Regions from separate parts of the Mus musculus genome. Here region 1 is linked to region 2. A link is a loop called in an ENCODE intact Hi-C map of the cell type or tissue named here. Cell type or tissue: heart. All regions are shown on one strand. Each heading gives the region's core, and the rest is flanking DNA. Links, peaks and the distances in the headings are about the cores only. Region 1 holds the start of Tmtc2 (transmembrane and tetratricopeptide repeat containing 2). Region 2 overlaps Tmtc2 (transmembrane and tetratricopeptide repeat containing 2).

What was found. A loop is a pair of places that touch in the nucleus more often than their neighbours do. Peaks named below come from ENCODE experiments on the same cell type or tissue, not always from the same donor. Only the 100,000 strongest peaks of a DNase experiment are listed, where the experiment ranks them.
Region 1: a loop joins it to region 2, with 2.4 times the contacts of the local background. A loop is called at or near these places in 5 of 42 quality-filtered maps.

Annotation. Positions count from the first base shown.
Region 1 is chr10:105,570,273-105,579,123 of GRCm38, reverse strand. Tmtc2 (transmembrane and tetratricopeptide repeat containing 2) reads left to right here and starts at 4,645. Exons shown (of 12, transcript NM_177368.4): 1 at 4,645-5,457. The coding sequence starts at 5,375. It overlaps Gm15663 (predicted gene 15663), which reads right to left and starts at 4,573. Exons shown (of 3, transcript NR_038032.1): 1 at 3,437-4,573. In heart, for the core only: a CTCF peak has its summit at 5,084; DNase peaks (open chromatin) are centred at 3,703, 4,633, 5,333 and 5,523; H3K4me3 peaks cover 4,008 bases; H3K27ac peaks cover 2,254 bases.
Region 2 is chr10:105,291,147-105,299,997 of GRCm38, reverse strand. All of the region lies in intron 8 of Tmtc2 (transmembrane and tetratricopeptide repeat containing 2), which reads left to right. Among named protein-coding and RNA genes, the nearest start is that of Gm25422, 160 kb to the right of the region's middle. In heart, for the core only: no CTCF peak of the experiment used is centred there; no DNase peak of the experiment used is centred there.

The sequences.
Region 1 (8,851 bases), core at 326-8,325, 280 kb before region 2:
AGTGAATTTTTCCTTGTAGTATTTATTAATTTATTTATTAATTAATTAATTTATTTATTTTTTATTTTACAGAGGCCAAGACAGAAACTATTAGTCAAAACTCCAAGCAATTATCAAGCTGTTGATTGTATTATTTATCACTGTTTATAGCAGTACACATGAACGCATTTGGAGAGTTTTTAGGAAGAAGGTTGTCTGGCCTTGCTTTCTTTGACAAGCTTCTGAATTCTATCAGTAGCTCCAACATCTTTGTAATTTTTCTGATCTGGTTATTAACGTGTAATTCATACTCTCCCCCTCTTTTTCTCTACCTCCTCTTTCTCTGAACTGGAGGTTGGGAGGAAAGCGACATTCCTAGAGTGATCATTATAGCGGTAGCAGCTGCTTCTTAACAGGCTTGGTTTTGTGACAGGGGAGACAGGACCTGTTTCTGTGGTTGCAATCCCCTAATTTTATTCCTAATAGATCACGAGTGTGGGGATAAAGCAAGGTGACATGCTGTCACGTCTGTGGGACGATGCTTTAGAATACGCTGGGAAACATCTCACAGTAGCCATGTGCAGCCAATGCTTTTACTGTCATTAGTTAACAGCTCAGCCCACGAGCCTCCCACTATTCCATGACCCACATTTCATCCACGGTCTGCTGTTTTTCTCCCACAGTGTTATTTCCTGAGCACAACCCAGAGCTTACAAGTCCCCACAGCAGAGAGCTCTCTGTTCTGACCTCCCTGAACAGGCAGTTTCACCTGCTGAGCTAGTTTTTTTTTTTTCTGCTACCTGGTCAATCTGTTAAGCTTTGAGCAGGAGATTCCTGGATACCCTTGCAGAAAACAGATGGGGGTTGGTGATTACTTTAGCCTGCTGCAACTTTAGAATTGAGACTGTAAGGAAGAGGTGCAAATCTTCTGTTCATAAATAACCAAATCCGTGGGCATTTTACAAAGCACTCTGTGTAGTGCAAAGGGAATTAATGTGCCACATTTCACCCTTGGCACACTTTCCGAATGAATTGTTCAAAGCGAAGTTATATTAGGACAAATAGAAATGACGACGAACACCAGATGTAGACTTTTAGTTAATATTTATGCAACACCCAAAGGGAAGATGGGATTGCACAATAAACTAAAAATGTCTTAGGAAAATAAGGAAATCTTTACCCCCGAGGAACTGGCACCACAAAGGTATGAATTATACAACAAAGGCCCCGGGAATGCAGAACAAATGTAGGCTAGGTCTGGTCGACTATAAAATGGAATTCATTGAGGAAGTGGTAAGGTAGCAGATGTGTAAGACCTACTCAGGAAAATAAGGGCTTAGCACTTTGGTGGTGGGACAAACTTGTGTCTAAGGTAGAAAGCTTAAGACAACCAGCCTGATTTCCTTCAACTGTGGACAGCTGCAGTAGTTTTAAATAAATGATGTATAAATTCAGAACTGAAGCAGCAGCAGCCTCCCCCACACGGGATAAATGCACCTTAATAAGCTAAAAGGAGGCTCTGTGATCATAAATGACCTCCAGGGGTAGTGATGGCATATTTAATTGAATTTTCCCTTTGGAGTTGCTTGAGAAAGGTAGAAAATGCAAGCAGTGGTTGTTTCTCAGACCTTGGAGAGCAATGCACAAGAGCCCATGGCTTAATTCACAGGAAGGATACACAGACATACGTTAAAGTATAATAGCGTTTTTGTTACAAGAAACTGGATTTTTTTCAAGCGTGGCAGGATGTGCAGTCTGCTGTCTATTAAGAATCTCAAGATGTACCATTTTATGGCATGTCTCAGTTTCTGAGGCTTTCAATTCAGAGGGGCTGGATGGTTGTAGAAGAAGCCACACTTAATGTTTTTAAAACTATCAGACCTTTGAAATGGAGAAATGCTCACAAGATTTTAGCTCTCTGAACCCAAAGCTTTCTAGTAGTTGTATGCCCATAAGTCTTAGGAAAGAAGCTGTCCTTGTGTGATTTCCTATCATGGATCTTCCCGAGGAAGTGATGCACTCAAGAAATGTCACCCTTCTTCCCTCTGGCTTTGGCATCTTTAACATAGACAACAATTTAGTTTCTTCTTCCTGATGAATATTTGTGGGCTTTCAGCTCTTCTATAATCACACTTAAATACTCTTATTGTTTACTTGTTTACCCTTTTTTAGAAGTTTCTTTTACAATGTTCAGATGCTATGGGCTCTGGGCACTTTGTGGATGAGGGGACAAGCTTTATGAAGATTGAATGGAAATTCAAGGGATTAGTTAATAAACTGATGTGTGCCTATCACCAGGTAGTAGTGGTACAGGCCTTTAATAGCAGCACTCTAGAGGGAGAGTCAGATGGATCTCTGAGTTTGAGCTCAGCTTAATCTACAGAGTGAATTCAATGACAGTCAGAGCTACACAGAGTAACCTTGTCTCAAAAAAAAAATCAAAACTCCACAAACAAACAAACAAACAAACAAGCAGACAAAGATACTTAGAAGGAAGTGATAAAGGATGATGGGAAAGAGGGGTGTGTATGTGTGTGTGTGTGTGTGTGTGTGTGTGTGTGTGTGTGTGTGTGTGTGCTTTATAAAATACAAGAAAGAATTTTTGAAGAAATACCATTTGAAAGATAGTGGAAAGTAGCCAAAGAAATGTCTGGGGAGAAAACAGTTCCAGGTACGAGAGAAAAGAAGGTTCCAGAGAAGGCATACACAGATGAACACATTGAGAAGAGGGGGAGGACCATATGAGCCAGACTAAGAGAGTTTTATTCTATGTGCACTACACACGCTTAAGTGGAGTGATTGAACTTAAAGCTGCTTGTCTGGAGCCTCAAGTAAATGCTTGGAGCAGGGGCGGTAGGTGTAGAAGCAAGACCATTTACAAGGCCATCAGATTAGTTTGTGCAGGAGATACTAACGCTCTGTGGATGTGATGGGTGTATTTTGGTGATGGCTCGGACTAAGAGTGGAACAGTGTGGGTGTAATGGTATGTATTTTAGAGAGGAATGTCTAAGTATTAGTTAAGAAGTAAAAGGATGACGTTGGAAATCATAACAGCTAACTTATTGCACTTACCAGTCCCCCTCTGGATGCTTTATTTACATGGAAACTCACCCAACCAAAGTAGTATTTATAAGTGAGGGGTGAAGGAGGTGATTGGCCCCAACTTACTCAAATAATTAATAGCTGAGTTGATACTCAAATCTAGGTATCTGACTTAAGTATTTATTCTTCCCCCAGTGCCCCAGGATCCAATATCAATACATAAGCTCAGAAGAAGGTCAGAGAGGATCCGAATGGAGCAACTGGTATGATTTTTAAAAAAACTTTAAAAAATACATTATACCGGGGAGCACTGAAGAACAAGAATCACCATCTTCAATATATTATTTGAGAACTTCCTACGTGCTCATAATATTTTGATCAAATCACAATTTGCCTGTTGGAGGTTGAACACACATTTGTCAGTTTCCAAACGATTTCTTTGTGAAGTCAGACATCCTTATTCTGCAGGCGTTCAAACTTTTCAGATCGCTGCCACATACCCAGGGAGTCCACTTTCCTTATTATCTTTGAAGAGCTTGCTGGTTAGGTGCAAAAGGGGAAGTTGGAAGTCAGCCCTGCAAGGACGTGTTTTCTGTGCCCTGTAGCTTCCCCACAGCAGGGGGCGCTGCAGTCGTGTTCATCATAGTCCAAGGGAGCGACCAGGGCAGTCAGAAAGGGAACCAGGCAGGAAGGGGGTGTGGCAGACAGCTCTCGGATCTCTTTGGTCATGCAACTTTAGTACCCAGCGCTCCTTCTGCCCAGACCATTCTTCTGCACCGTATTTCATCATGTTGGATGCCTTCCATCCAGTCTTGCATCCGGGCGGAAAGGAAAGGGCATTAGCTTTCCGCTCTGCTGGGTTTAAGGATGCCGTTGTAGAGGGTTGCATTAGCGTGGTCTCTTCTATAGTCTCAGAGTCAGCTTGACAGTCCTGAACCACTAAAGACACCCATCCCCACGCAATTTCTGAGGAACGCGTGGGTGTTTCTTACCTTCTTGCCTCTCCTCTTTCATTTCCTGGATCCCTTTTCATGATCTTACTGCGGGGCACGCGTCTTTCCACTAATATTAATGTCGACCGTCACGGCGTGGCCTCGGAAAACTCTCTCCTAAACGCTGCTTCCCTGGCTCTTCAACAGGCCCTTCCATCCCAATTCAGCTCACGCATCGCGCGCGCGCGGGGCAATAGATCCTTAGTGTCAACCGAGGTTGCCAGCGCTCTGCAAACCTGTTCTACCTCTCCGCGTCCCGAGAAGTCTCTCCAGCTGACCAGTCTTTTGCCTGACAGCTCTTGGCACTAGACGTTTGGCTTGCGATCTAGAGCGTGCAAAGCGCCTCCCCGCAGCACTGGGCAAACCATTGACTCCTCCTGTCGCCTCTCTCCTCCATCTCCCAGAGCCCAGGGCACACTCTAGCTATCGTTTTGGGCAATCTTCCAAAAGTCATCTTTGTCCTGGGCTTTGGGGGAGGCTTTCCAGAGTCAAAAAGAAGGTGAAGGAAGATGAAGAAGAGAGTGGGGCCAGAGTACCAGGCTGGAGCAGCTAGAAGAGTGGGCGGAGCCTCCAGCCAGTGGGGGTAGACAGGGAGGAGTCTGCGGGGAGGATCTGGGTGGAGAAAGGGGCCGGGCTAGCTTAGGGTGGTGGGCTGGCCACGCAGGCGCGTGGGGCCGCGACGAGAACCCCACGCGGGAGCTTTTGGAGTCCCCAGTCGCCGCTTCTCACTTCACTGGAGAGGGGTCCGGGAGGGAACCAATAAAGAGTGAATGTGCCGCAGCCGCGGTGGCGGCCGAGTTGCTGCGAACGGCCCCGGAGTCGTGCGCCCGGGAGGCGGCGAAGGGAGGCGGTTCGCCTCGTCCCTCCCACCCGCCCCTTTCTCTCTCGGTCTCTCTCTCTGTCTCTCCTTTCCTCCCGCTGGTCCCAGATCCTCGCTCTGTCCAGCCCTTTGGTCCCCCCTCTTGCACTCTTCTATCTCCGCAGTCCTTTACCTTAGGGCGTCCCAAAGTGCCATGGGTTAGGGTGGGGACCGCGAGCCGCGGGAAAAGGACAAGCCCCGATTCTCCGCCGGGGGGCGTGAAGCCGATCGCCGCTTGCCTCTCGCGGTTGTCGGGTATGGGGAGAGCGGTGTGAGCCCGCAACCCCCGGAGCACGCAGGAACAGCGGAGCCCGGCGCCCCGAGGAGGAGCCCGGGATCGGAAGAAGGAGAGGAGGGAGGACGAGGAGGCGGGCGGGGAAGCCGGGGAAAAGTGCAGCCAAGGAGGAGAAGGCGGCGGAAGGTGGGGATTGATGCTTCTGTTTTTTGTTGCCGCTGCTGCGCTCGCGCTGGGAGCCAAGCCGGAGGGAAGGCGGTGGAGAGATGATTGCAGAGTTGGTGAGCAGCGCTCTGGGGCTCGCCTTGTATCTCAACACCCTGAGTGCTGATTTCTGCTACGATGACAGGTAAGTGGGTGAGAGAAAGGGGCAATGGCTGCGGTGCGACGGGGGTGGGGTGGGGGCTCCTCGGTGGCTCTGGTACTGCTTGCTGTCAGGCTGAAGCGCGTCTTGGGGGCGGGGTTGGGGGGACAGGTATCTGCACCTGAAGGTTTAGGCGACACGGAAACCGTAACACCTAAAGCAAACAGCCGGGACGGACGCAGGCGCGCTGGGCGGGCCGAACGAGTTTCCGCTCCTACTTTGCAGCAGGTTCTTGCTTGCTTCTTGCTGGTTGGCAGGCGCTTAAGTTTCTTTGCGGAAATCCAGGCAATTTGGAAGACTGTTTAATGAACCCACGTTAAACAAACAACCAGCCAAAGTAAAAATTCCAATAACAATCCTTGGTATACCTTGGTGCAAAAAAAAAAAAAAAAAAAAAAAAAAAAAAAAGAAAGAAAGAAAGAAAGAAAGAAAGAAAAAGCATATTAAGCGATTTTACGTGTGGGCTGGAAGGAAGCACCTCTGCACCCCTAGAAGATCCTCCCCGTGTGGTTTCCTTTTATTGATAGGACACTGATTTCTCGAAGTTAAACGCACATATGACAGTTGCCAAATAGAGGAAAGAGCGCGCGTACTCTGAGTCAACTTTCTCTTTGACGTGTATGATAGTAAACTTTGAGCTGTATCTCGCTGCTGGTTGTATCTCTCGCTCCCCCAACCTTGCTCACGCATCATGGGGAATTCCTTTATAAAAACGTGGGCTTTCAGTTCTGTTTGGGCGTTTTGCATGAGACATTAGTGATTCGCTGGTGCTAATTGCAGAAGAAGACGCCCTGGAGACAGAAGTTGTCTTCTGTATTTGGGTTAGTTTGGGTGGCTAATGAGACCCGGATTGTGTTGTCAAAGAAACTGCATTGATGCTTGGAAAAATATCACCCTTGTGCTGATGTCTCTACCTATTTTTAAAATATATTGTTAGTGTTTAGAAACTGATGAAAAGCTCCAATAGCCATTAGGGACAACTCCCAATTTGTGCCTTTCCGGTGACTTAATCTGATTACAATTAAAACAGATGCATAATTAAAATATATTGGGGAGAACGGCATGCCTGGCTAAACTTATTAACCATCCTGGAGTGTTTCATGCTCCATTGAAATTAAACCATCCAAAAAGTGAACACAGATTTACTCTGACAGCCTTTCAGCAGCCTCTCTGGGCGTAGGGGAGTGAATGGATCTCCAGGGTTAGGGCGAGGAAGCTCGTGAACCCAGCAAAGTGGTTGACAACAGTCCGAGAAGGAAGGGTATATACTCTTTGCTAGCCAGCCATAGTCTATATACTCTGTTCGGTCCACTCTCCTGCTAAGAGTGATTGGATGTCTTAAATCAGGGGATCTTGGTCCCCACCCTCATGTCTGCTATGAAATTCCCTGATGATACTTGCAGAACTACCCCATACACCCCTGATGTGTTTCTGCATTGTGCCCAGCAGAGACTGGCTGATAGTCTCTGGCAGACAAACTTTTCCTCAACTTTTTAAAGAGTGTACTGACTTCAGCTGCTCTCAGAAATGGTCCAAGAGTGAGGCAGGCTGGGCTGCTGGCCTTTCTCTCTCTTCAGATTTCTGTGATGTTGCACCTGCTATTTTAAGAGTCCCCATGGGGAATGCTTTGTTCAGGTTTCGCTAAAATGAGTCCAGGGATGAGTCAGGGCAGTGGCTGACTCTTCTGGGGGGTGGTGATCTGGAAGAGGGAGTGTTGAAACCAAGAATACGGAGCTTAGGAAGAAAGTAAACTCGGAAATACTGTCACATTGTTGAACATTATGATAAAGCAAGCATTTCTCTTGACTACGCTTAACTGCTGCCCAGTTCTTAAAAGAGGATAAAGGCACCACTTCCTTTAAAAATGGAGACTAAAACTTAAGTCAGTGTGCAGGCGCAGCTTTCTGTAGGTCTCCCACTCACCCTGACCTGTTTGGACAGTGAGTCTGGGAGACAGCTGTGCTGATGATGATACATGAGTTGCCCTTGATGACTAGAATTTGTTATAGGTTCCTCCCCCTGTTACAGGTCACAGTGAGTGTTACCAATCCTTGTCTTCTATTTTCTCTCTGTATAGGTGAATTTCCTGTGATAATTTTCTCATATCATTGATAGCAGGTCCAATATGATATTTAGACATGTATCTATAGAACACTGAGGGCCTAAAGTATGAATTATGCTTCACTATGCATTAAAAATTATTTTCTGAAAAAAATTATTTTCTGGCAAAACTACATATGCAACCGCAAGGTCTTAAAAATGTGAAATCTTAAGGGTAGCAAACTTTATTCCTGTGTTCCCGAGGAACCATCAGGTGCATATTTATGCCACACTGAATTTATTTGTTGTGTGTTCAGCATGCGAATGTGATTCATTGCCAAGGTGCACTGTCAACTGTGGCTTTGCAAATGCACTTTCCCCGTAAGTTCTGTAGCTCGCTGGTGTGTGAAGAGGGAAGCGAAGAGGGGGAGCCACGTGGAAACGACAGTGTGATAGGCTGGTTTCCAGTACTCCATTTCCATTTGCAGAGATTCACATGGAAAGCATTGCTTAAATTATATCTGTGCATTGTGATGACCCCCAGGAACTTCAGTGGAGTACAGTTCTGGAACTGAAGCCCCTGGAAGTAGCAAGAACCACACATAAGGGGGTGATGGCTCGTATGCATGACTTGCTTCGCTAAATTAGAACCTTGCATTGTAGCCTGAAGAATCTGGCCGTTACTTTAGTAGGGTGTTATTATTGTTGCAGTGTGAGTGTTATTGCTCATGTACTTCTCAAAGTTGCCATTTGTTTTAAACACCATGATCAGTTTAGTTTATCAACTGGTATACTGATAATCATTTTTATGTCTTATATAGCTTGTTGGAAGTTAGGTGGCAACATAAAGCTTTCTTGAAGCAAAGATCAGTTCCGCACTGTAGCCACTCAATGTCTTTCAAGTGTTTTGGTGGTAAACCTAAGAATATGTGTACAGTGTGTGGAAATGAGTGATGCCAGGGCAGACTTCACAGTATCTGATGAGAAAACATACATGCTTTCAGCCTTGTTCTCTCTCCTCTCAGCTTTAGAATAAGGTAATGACTGCTTAATCTGAAGTTGTGGTACCAATGTGAAATGCTTGGCACATCTTAAGTTCTGCTCAATGTGACGCCTTAAGTGATCCTTTTCATTCTCTGGAGAAACTTGATGTTCACGAGTGTGCGAAATACAGACAGATACCTTTTGTGACCCCCTATCTCTTTTCTCTCTCATGCACTTGTTGAGGCTGACCTTGCATCAGCACACACTGTCCCCTTTAAAATGTGGCCAGAAGCTTCTCAGAGGTCATACTGGGGGAAGTCAGCTTGGTGCCAAGATAACTTGTAAATGCCTTGGA
Region 2 (8,851 bases), core at 281-8,280:
CAGGGGAGACCAGGACCAGTGGGAATGCCAGGAGTTCTCTGCTGTGCCTCTGTCAATGAAGAGTTGCAAGGGTAGCTATGGTCACTGCACCTGGTCACTGGATGCTGAGTCCTATTTATACTCTCTCCAAGCATTACGTGTCCTTCCATGGGTCTTGCCTCAGCAAAACATCACATGAAATATCATGTGAGTCTGCATCACATGACACAACCAGAAACTTGCACTTCCATAGTGAAAACTCTTTTCATGTGAAGGAAGAGACGTCTCCTTTCCATGCAAATACAGAAATCAAATGTGTAAATGAAGAAATTTGGAGTTTCTTAATATTCTTAATGGAGTGCATACATACATTTGAACTTAAGACTCTTCAAACACTTTTAAAAGTGACTTTAAAACTTATAGCTACCTGAATCCGATCCTTCCTACAAAGAAGACACAGACAAAAATGGTTACATTTTAATATGTAATGCTGATGTGCCCAGACCCAATACTGGAAGTAAGGAACATGTGGCCTGTTCTGCTAGATTTTCAACGAAAGAATATTTTAAACTTTCTTTTTAAAAATAGAATTTTAAAGCTGCTTTCACAGTTTTTACTTTACAGAAACACATTGAAAAGGAAGAAAAGGCTTGTATATTATAATCTAAATTTTAAATTTCCCTCCAGTAAGGCTTTTATAGTTTCCTATTTAATGATTAGATGAAATGCAGCCTTCTGTGCACTGGCTTACTCATAAGGCCAAATCCCACAGCCACCTTTAATAGTTTCTTCTAAATTAAAAGTTTGGCAGATTCTGAGTCCAGTGTGTTACATCTGACCAATTATGGGTTTTTTGGTCTTCTAATATGCCACCGAATTGGCAAGGTGGAAAATGCCACACATTTTTGCCTTCTGCGGTGTTATGTGTTTTATTAAACAGGACTGGCTATTAGTCTCAAGAGAAGGAGAAAAGGAGCAAGACACATCTCTTTAGGTTGAAACTCACCAAAGGTCAACTGTGTTACATGGCTGGCAGCTATATCAGTTACTGTAAGCTAGGATTTCAGATCAGAGTTCTGCTTTTATGAGAAAATTAAAAGAAAAAATGACGATTACTACTTTGATTGTAGTCACTGAACTGATTCACTCAGAATGCTTTTTCTTACATGCTGTTTTTTTTTTTAAGGATTCCTGTAATATTTCTAGTAGGTAGAAGAGACCAAAGGAATTTAAGGACTCCCCTCCCCCAGAATGCTTTTGTTCACCCTATAGATCATGTCCTTTTTATTCTTCTGCAAAAAAGAAAAGAAGAAATAGAATATTTCTCCTCTGTCTGCCTCTTAAAATTGTATTTCCTTTGTGAAGTCTGACCTAATTTTCTCAAGCCCTTATATTTTTCTTCTCTGATCATCCTAAACCCTTGTCTCTGTATCTTTGTGACATCACTTGGGAATGGGATGACATAGACATTTGTGTCTGTCTTTTGATATTAGGATTACAAGGACTCATCTCTCTCACCCCCCCCCCCCCAAGGAAATTCAACATTCATTTCCTTAGATTGACACTTTTTGTATCTTAATCCCTTCATTCCGTCCACACATGAACTTAAACTGGCTGGTCCACGGTGAGCATTACATTAATTCTCAAGGATATGTCCTGAAGAATTTGATGAGAGTGGTATGATCACACAGTAAGCACATGAATAATCTTCCAGAGCTCTAGAAAGGAAGACGATATTAGAGGGATACTCGTCAGCTGACATATGTGCTTGAAGTGATTGATTTATCTTTTAAATTTTTACCTTAAAAAACTAATATTTTTCATAAAATAAAACTTGACCATATCCTTTCCCCTCCCCCAACTCCTCTCAGGTCTTCCCTGCCACCATATTTACCAAACTTTTTTACTTGAGCTCTGTGTGTGTCCAAACAAAAAACAAAATAGAAAATGCAACAATAAAAAAGCAGAAAGAAAACTAAAACAGAAAAACAATAAGACAAAAACAAGCAAACAAAAAGCACAGACAAGGAAAAACAAACTATGAAAACAAAGTCCGTTTTCTGTAGTCCAACTACGACTGGGCACACATCTGGACTGCCTGCCCTGGAGTGAAGTTGATATATCCATTAGCACTCCATTGGAGAAAATTGATTTTCCCTCTCCTGCAGCCATCAGTTGCAAATAGCTTCTTGGTTAGAGGTGGGACTTTGTGCTCACTTCCCCTTTTCCATGCTGGGATTTGGTCTGGTTTGAAACTGTGCATGCCTTGTGCGTGCTGCCCCAGTCTCTGTGAGTGTTTTATGCTAGTGTCAGTCCTGTGGTGCTTTGGACGGCACTGTTTCCTTGGAGTTTTCCCCCAACCTTGCCTTCTCTACTGTGAATCCCTGAGCCTAGAAGGGAGGGAGTATGACAAAGATATCCTATCTAGGACTAAGTGCTCCAAAGTCCCACTCTCTGTACATCGTGCAGTTATAGATCTCCTTATTAATTACAATTTGTAAGACAAGAAGCATCTCTGGTAAGGGTTAAGCAATGCTCTGCTCTATAATTATAGTAAGTTGTCATCAGCCAATATTTTATTGTTATGTTCCTTTACGTGTTATTTCTTGATCATCCTTACAAAATGCTGTTCCACTTTATAAATGAAGAACCTGAGCTTCCAAGATTTAATTATCGTTCCCTTAAGGCTATTCAGTAATTAAATAGTACAACGAAATACAACTATCAAGTTTTGCATATTAAGGGTCATAATTGTATTCTGTATTAGATAATTTAAATGATTTTCCCCCTGATATGCCTTCTTTTACTGATTAGAGACTCCCAAAAGTAAATCCCTATCTCTTCCTAAACATTTTAAAAATTATTTTTGATACTTGTTTTTAAAGATTATGTGGTTAAATGTGTTTTTATTATCAGCTGTGACTGATCACGAATAGAGGACTAAAGGCTATTGGCCCTTTTTGATCCAACCTTATACCTTTAAGAGGAAGTTCCCAGGAAACCCTAGGGGAAGTCCTGTCTTAAGGTCACACCAGTAAGCTCCATGTTTAACTATAGTAAAGCCAGCTGACATCTCTTTAGAAATGTATGCAACGTTCATACCGGTGTCATGTCCAAAGAAAATACAAAATGCAAGCTGAGTTTGAATATCTCTGCTTAAGATTGTGATTTTAGACCTTGTTTGAACTTTGCTGCCTAGGGCTAACTCCATGCATTTAAAATCAGTCATTCACTGAGAAGGACAGCAAGAAATACCATTTCCATTATTGTATTTCAGGTGATAGTTCTGCTTGTTTTTAAATCTGTGTGGGTCCCGAAGCCTTGTCTTTTCCTAAACAAAACAAAACAAAAACCAAGAAAACAAAACAACAACAACAAACAGATTACAAAAAAAAGAAAGAAAAGAAAAAGTCCTTTGTTCTGTTCCATTTGTCTAAGCCAAAGATTTTGTAGTTTTTTTTTTTTTTTTTAAGCCCGTGAAATTATTATTGATTTAAATTGTAATAAAACCTTCTTGGCTGTTAGGTTACTTTCCAGAATTAGTTTAGTGGGAAAGAAGGAAAGATATTGGAGACTCTGACAATAATTCTTGACATACAAAACCTTTATTTTGGCTCCTGCATGGGCACGCTAAGCCAGACTTCTGTGTCTAGCCAAAGTTAATTGGGTTCCATAAAACTGCAGTTGTGAAAGTACTTGATGTCCTCTGCAAAAGTTCTGCTTCTACCCCCTCCCCCCCCCCCGCCACCCCCACTAAATGGTGTCACTGTGTCTAGGAGAAGCTCAATGCTCTGTTCTGTGCTCCTTTCATAATAATTATTATTATTACTTAGAACTGAGAATTCTCATTTGTTCAGAGCAACACTCTTTCTGTTTATGCACTGAGCAACATCTGGCTTGCTGCATCTGTTTCGCGGTGATTTGTGTAGAGCCGTGTTTAGATCGGAGAGGAGTCTTTGTAATAAGCAATTCTTCCTGTAATTCTGATTGGGTGATTAATACGAATGTATACAACTCATATGTTAAAATTTACTTCTGTGAAAAGGGAAACATTATATCATGCATATCTGTTGGCAAAATATTAACTGACATGTGGAAGGAAATTTAATTCAGTATAATATTTAGCTAAATGTTCACATAAAATTACTTCATCTGAACTTTATGATTCCACATTCTAGAAACAACAGTCATCATTGGATTGTTTTTAGTTGTTGTTGTTGTTGTTTTTGCTTTGTTTTTCTAAAAACCAAAATGGTTATGATAGTGATTTTATCAGGGATCCTTTCCAGATTTCAAGATATGCCTTTTAAAGTAGCATCAACAATGTAAGTATTGTGCTTGCTAGTGTTAGGTGCCTCGGGAATCTAAACAAATACATTTATACTTTAGTCTGCTTTTGTATAGTAGAAATCAATGAGAAGCATATATCTTATGGGTAAATACAGCTAGCCTCAGAAGTAAAACAGATCAAAATACTGAAATTCCTTAATACTCAAAGCTCTCTCTCTCTCTCTCTCTCTCTCTCTCTCTCTCTCTCTCTCTCTCTCTCTGAGTGTGTGTGTGTGTGTGCGTGCAGGTGTAAAACAACTAATCTTCTACATGTCCTATTCATGTTAACTTTAGTTTGTGGGTATGTAAAAGAATATATTGTTCAAAAATGACCTGCATTTTATTATTTTGGGTTTTTCCGCTTGACTTTTGCATTGGTCTGTAGTTTTCACTTGCAATTAGAATAGGCAATCAACTTAAGACCCCCTCATAATCCTTCGGGTACTCTGATATCTCAATCTTATTGGAGAGATGGAGATCAAGAAGTAGTGTGGTTCTAAATGTAATATGGCATTCTTGCAGGACTCTATAAACTTTTATAAAAACCTGCAGTGGACAGGTGTTTGCTGCCTCAGAGATTGTCATGCTTCCTGCTGAACGGTAGTGATGTGAAGTGAGGGTGATTTCATGGCTTCAAAAAAGACGTGGCACCTTTTATTCAGGAGACACTATTAGCAAAATCCAGTCTCCTGTACTTGTGACTATGTGAATGGCTTTTGTTTCAGAAAGGATAATTATGTAGTTTCCTAAATTGTATCCAGACTCTTCTCTAGCTATTACAGGCCCAGGGTTCTGCACCATTTTGAAGGCATTTCCTTCTGATTTTATATTTCTTAAATGTGTTAATAAAGGTCCATCCACACACCACGATCCTTGCCTTGACCTCAGAACCTGCAGCATGTTGCTCCTTACCAGTGCTTTCCTTGCAGTCTCTTGGTTTCAGTCTTGCTCTCTGTCACCTGGCATGAAACCATGTAAGGCCACTTGCGCCTTTATGGTTTTTTTTACTGTCTATTTCCATTCTAGTTGCATTCTGAGGCTGTAATAAAACATGCTGACCAAATATAACTTGTAGGAGTAGATGGTAGAGAAATGTTTATTTGTATTACACTTCCGGGTCTCAATTAATTATGGAGAGAAGTCAGTGCAGGAATTCATCAAGCATGAACCTAAAGTAGAGACCATGGATAATTGGCTAATATGCACACACACGTGTGCATACACACACACTCACACACACACACACAACTCACTTTCTTAATATCACAGGACTACCTGACCAGGGAATGGTGCTTCCCACCATGGGCATGAACACCGCCCCCCCCTCCACACACACACACACACACACACTCATTTACCTCAGTTACCAGTTGAAACAATCCCCCAGAGACATGACCTCAACTAAAGTGCCCTTCTCAAGTGATTGTAGCTTCGGTCAAGTTGACAGCTAATGCTAACAGGAAATTTCTTACCTGATAATTTTATATGATGATCGTACAGACTAGATAAAAACCTGAATATAATTCTTGTTTAAATGATGTGTTGGTCTAGGCATGCATTTAGTATTAGGAACACTTTCAAACTAAGTACCTTTCGTCTTAAGAGGTTGCGACTTCTTTTCAAGACCCAGATTCTTTTATCATCTGGTAGCATTCAGATATGTACAGATAAACTGATGAACTTCAAATTGTGGTGAGGTTTCTTGCTGATGATACCTTCATGAATTGAAACTACCATGAGTTGAGGTAGGCTAATTATTTGGGATACTGAGGCAGGGATATTACAACTTAGAGACTTGTGAGGCAATTTATTGAGAAACTTTCTCAAAAACAGCACAGTGATAGTATACTCAGATGCATGGTTCAGTCACTAATACTAGAAAATGTAGTTGAAAATACTTTTAAGATACCTAAACTGTCAAGAATCAATGCTAGCAAAGTAGACTTTGTACTATTTTGTAGAGTACTGTACTATGAAGACTGAGTTACTTCCTCATAATAATGTAAGAGAATATAATAGTATACATTTCATCACCAAATAAAATAAAATAAAATATCTGAAATTCCTACTGAATACAGACCCACTTTGCCACCATTAAAGTAGAGAAATTTTGAGTCCTATCTTAGTAAGTCAAAGACAATCAGTGTGTATATACATACATAAACACACACACACACACACACACACACACACACACACACACACACACACACACAAGCACAAACACACACCCTTCCATGGTTTGAAGATACTGCCTAAGTTTGGTTTCTATTGATTTCTGTGGTAAGAACCAGAAACAAAGCAACTTGAGGAAGAAAGAAGTTAATTGCTTTATGCTTCATAATCACGGCCCTTCACTGAGGTAACCCAAGGCTGGAACTCAAGCAGGGGACCATGGAGGAATGCTGCTTACCAGCTTGCCCCTCTTGGCTCCTTAAGGTTGCTTTTTGATATAACACAAGACCATCTGCTTAGGGATGGAACCACCCACAGTGGGCTAGGACTTCCCACATCAGTCACTGGTAAAGAAAATTCTCCACAGATTTGCCTACAGACAATCTGTTAAGAGGCAGTTTCTCAGCCATGGTGTCCCCTTTCCAGGTGACTCTAGCTTCTGTTGACAAAAACTAACTACAGATGCCATTTAAGTTCCAAAGATTTAAAGCATTCATCTCTACTGCCTTTGCTATAGTTTCAATTATCTTTCCTTTGATTGGCTATAAATTGTCCCTAACATTTTATATGCAGTATCCACGCATTTACCTCTAAGCTGCCTTCCAGGTCCTCACTTTTGCAGACTTTTAAATTGGTTCAAAACAAGCCCCGCTCTTAATATGTTCATAAACACACAAGTCCTCTTTCCTCATTACTTTTGAGGTCCTTGCTCCAAGCAGCTTGGAGCAGGAGACTCACAGAGTTGTAGACCGTTCGTCTTTGACAATACATTTGTTCCAGCATTTTGTTCTGAGCTTAGGCCTGTGTTTTCTCTCATACCATGAGTTTCTAGGATTGTATGAATTGGTCCTTAATTTCTTTTCTCACTTTATATAAAACTTGTTTGATTGCCTTTCTACCACGTAAATAAACAAATCCCGATGTTAGTATAAATTGGCTCCTTTCCTTGCCCTCTGCCCCTTCCGTACTCTTGCTAAGCCCAGAGCCTTTAGTTTACTTCATGCTTTTTAGTATGCAATGAGCTAGCTATCATGCAGTCTCCCATCAGCTCCTTCTATGAGCACATTACCCAGATACCAGCTTCATACACGAGGGAGCTGGGATTCACAGAGCTTACGTGTCTATAACCTGTCATGCCTGCCTATCCCAGTATGTTTCCTTCAATGCAGCTGCGCTATTTACATTATTCTTGAACATTTGGTTTTCTCTATTATGCTGGAACACCCAGATAGTCACATTGTGTAAGTAAACCCTAAATTCAATGCATGTAAAAATTGACTTAAAAAAAATAAATCATTTAACATCAAAATTTTTACACACAGTTGTGAAGTGCATAGGTAGTGGTCTGCGTACATTTTGAAGTATAATAAGTATAGAATAGCCACTGATAAATGGACTTAGGGTCCTGCATATAGAGAGTAGCAAAAAAATGTAAGAGTGAAGCTTTTAGTGTATATGTGGTATGCATTGTTTCCCTGGAATCTGGAGATTCTAAAGAAGCATGACAAACTCACAGGACTAGGGTAAGGAGCAAGAAGGTCAAAGAGAAGAGACCTTGACCGTTAGCTGGTAAACATTTACCTGGCAGGAGACTGAGTTGAAGGCAGAGCACTTAAGCATATCTGGCCCCAGCCATTTATTTCTTCTCCCAGTAGAAAGTGTAATTCTTGTTAAAGCACCTAAAACTGCAGGCTGCTTATTTGTGGGCCATAATGGAGGATCTTCATCAAATCTGACAGGATGTGGTACATGCTTGAACATATTCTGGAGTCTAGCATCTAATAAACTTAATGATAATAATGTTTAAAGTTAAAAACAGCCCTGTGCAGGAATTGCATCTCTTTAGGACCTTTAGGTAGGTTTGGTATTAGCGTTCTGCTGTAGTTATTGTTTATCATATATAAAGCCATGCATTTTAATGCCCTATAACGAAGAAATTGGTAGTGTTGATGGAACAATCCGGCTTAGAACTTTTTGTCCCCCACAAATAGAATTGACAGTATCTTCTCTGTAAGTATTTCTTTATGTTGGGCCCAGGCTGCTGTGGGTTGGATATGGATGGAGACACTCATTGTGTCAGACAGGGTTAGTAGATAGCAATCAGGTCAGTACAATCAGAATTATATTCAGAACAAATGTAGTTCTCATGCAACCCTGCTTTCTGGGGCCAGGTTTGTTGAAGAACAACACGGGGCCTCCCAGTTCTCTGGCTGTTTGTCCCGTCATGTGGTATGCTACTCTTGCTCATACTCCTGCTTGATGCCTATGATGTACCCAGGCAAGGATACCTTTATTACTGGTAGTGCCATGCTATTTCGGCTTTTAGTCTCCAAAAATATGAAGTACCAAACCCCAGTTTTGTTTTGTT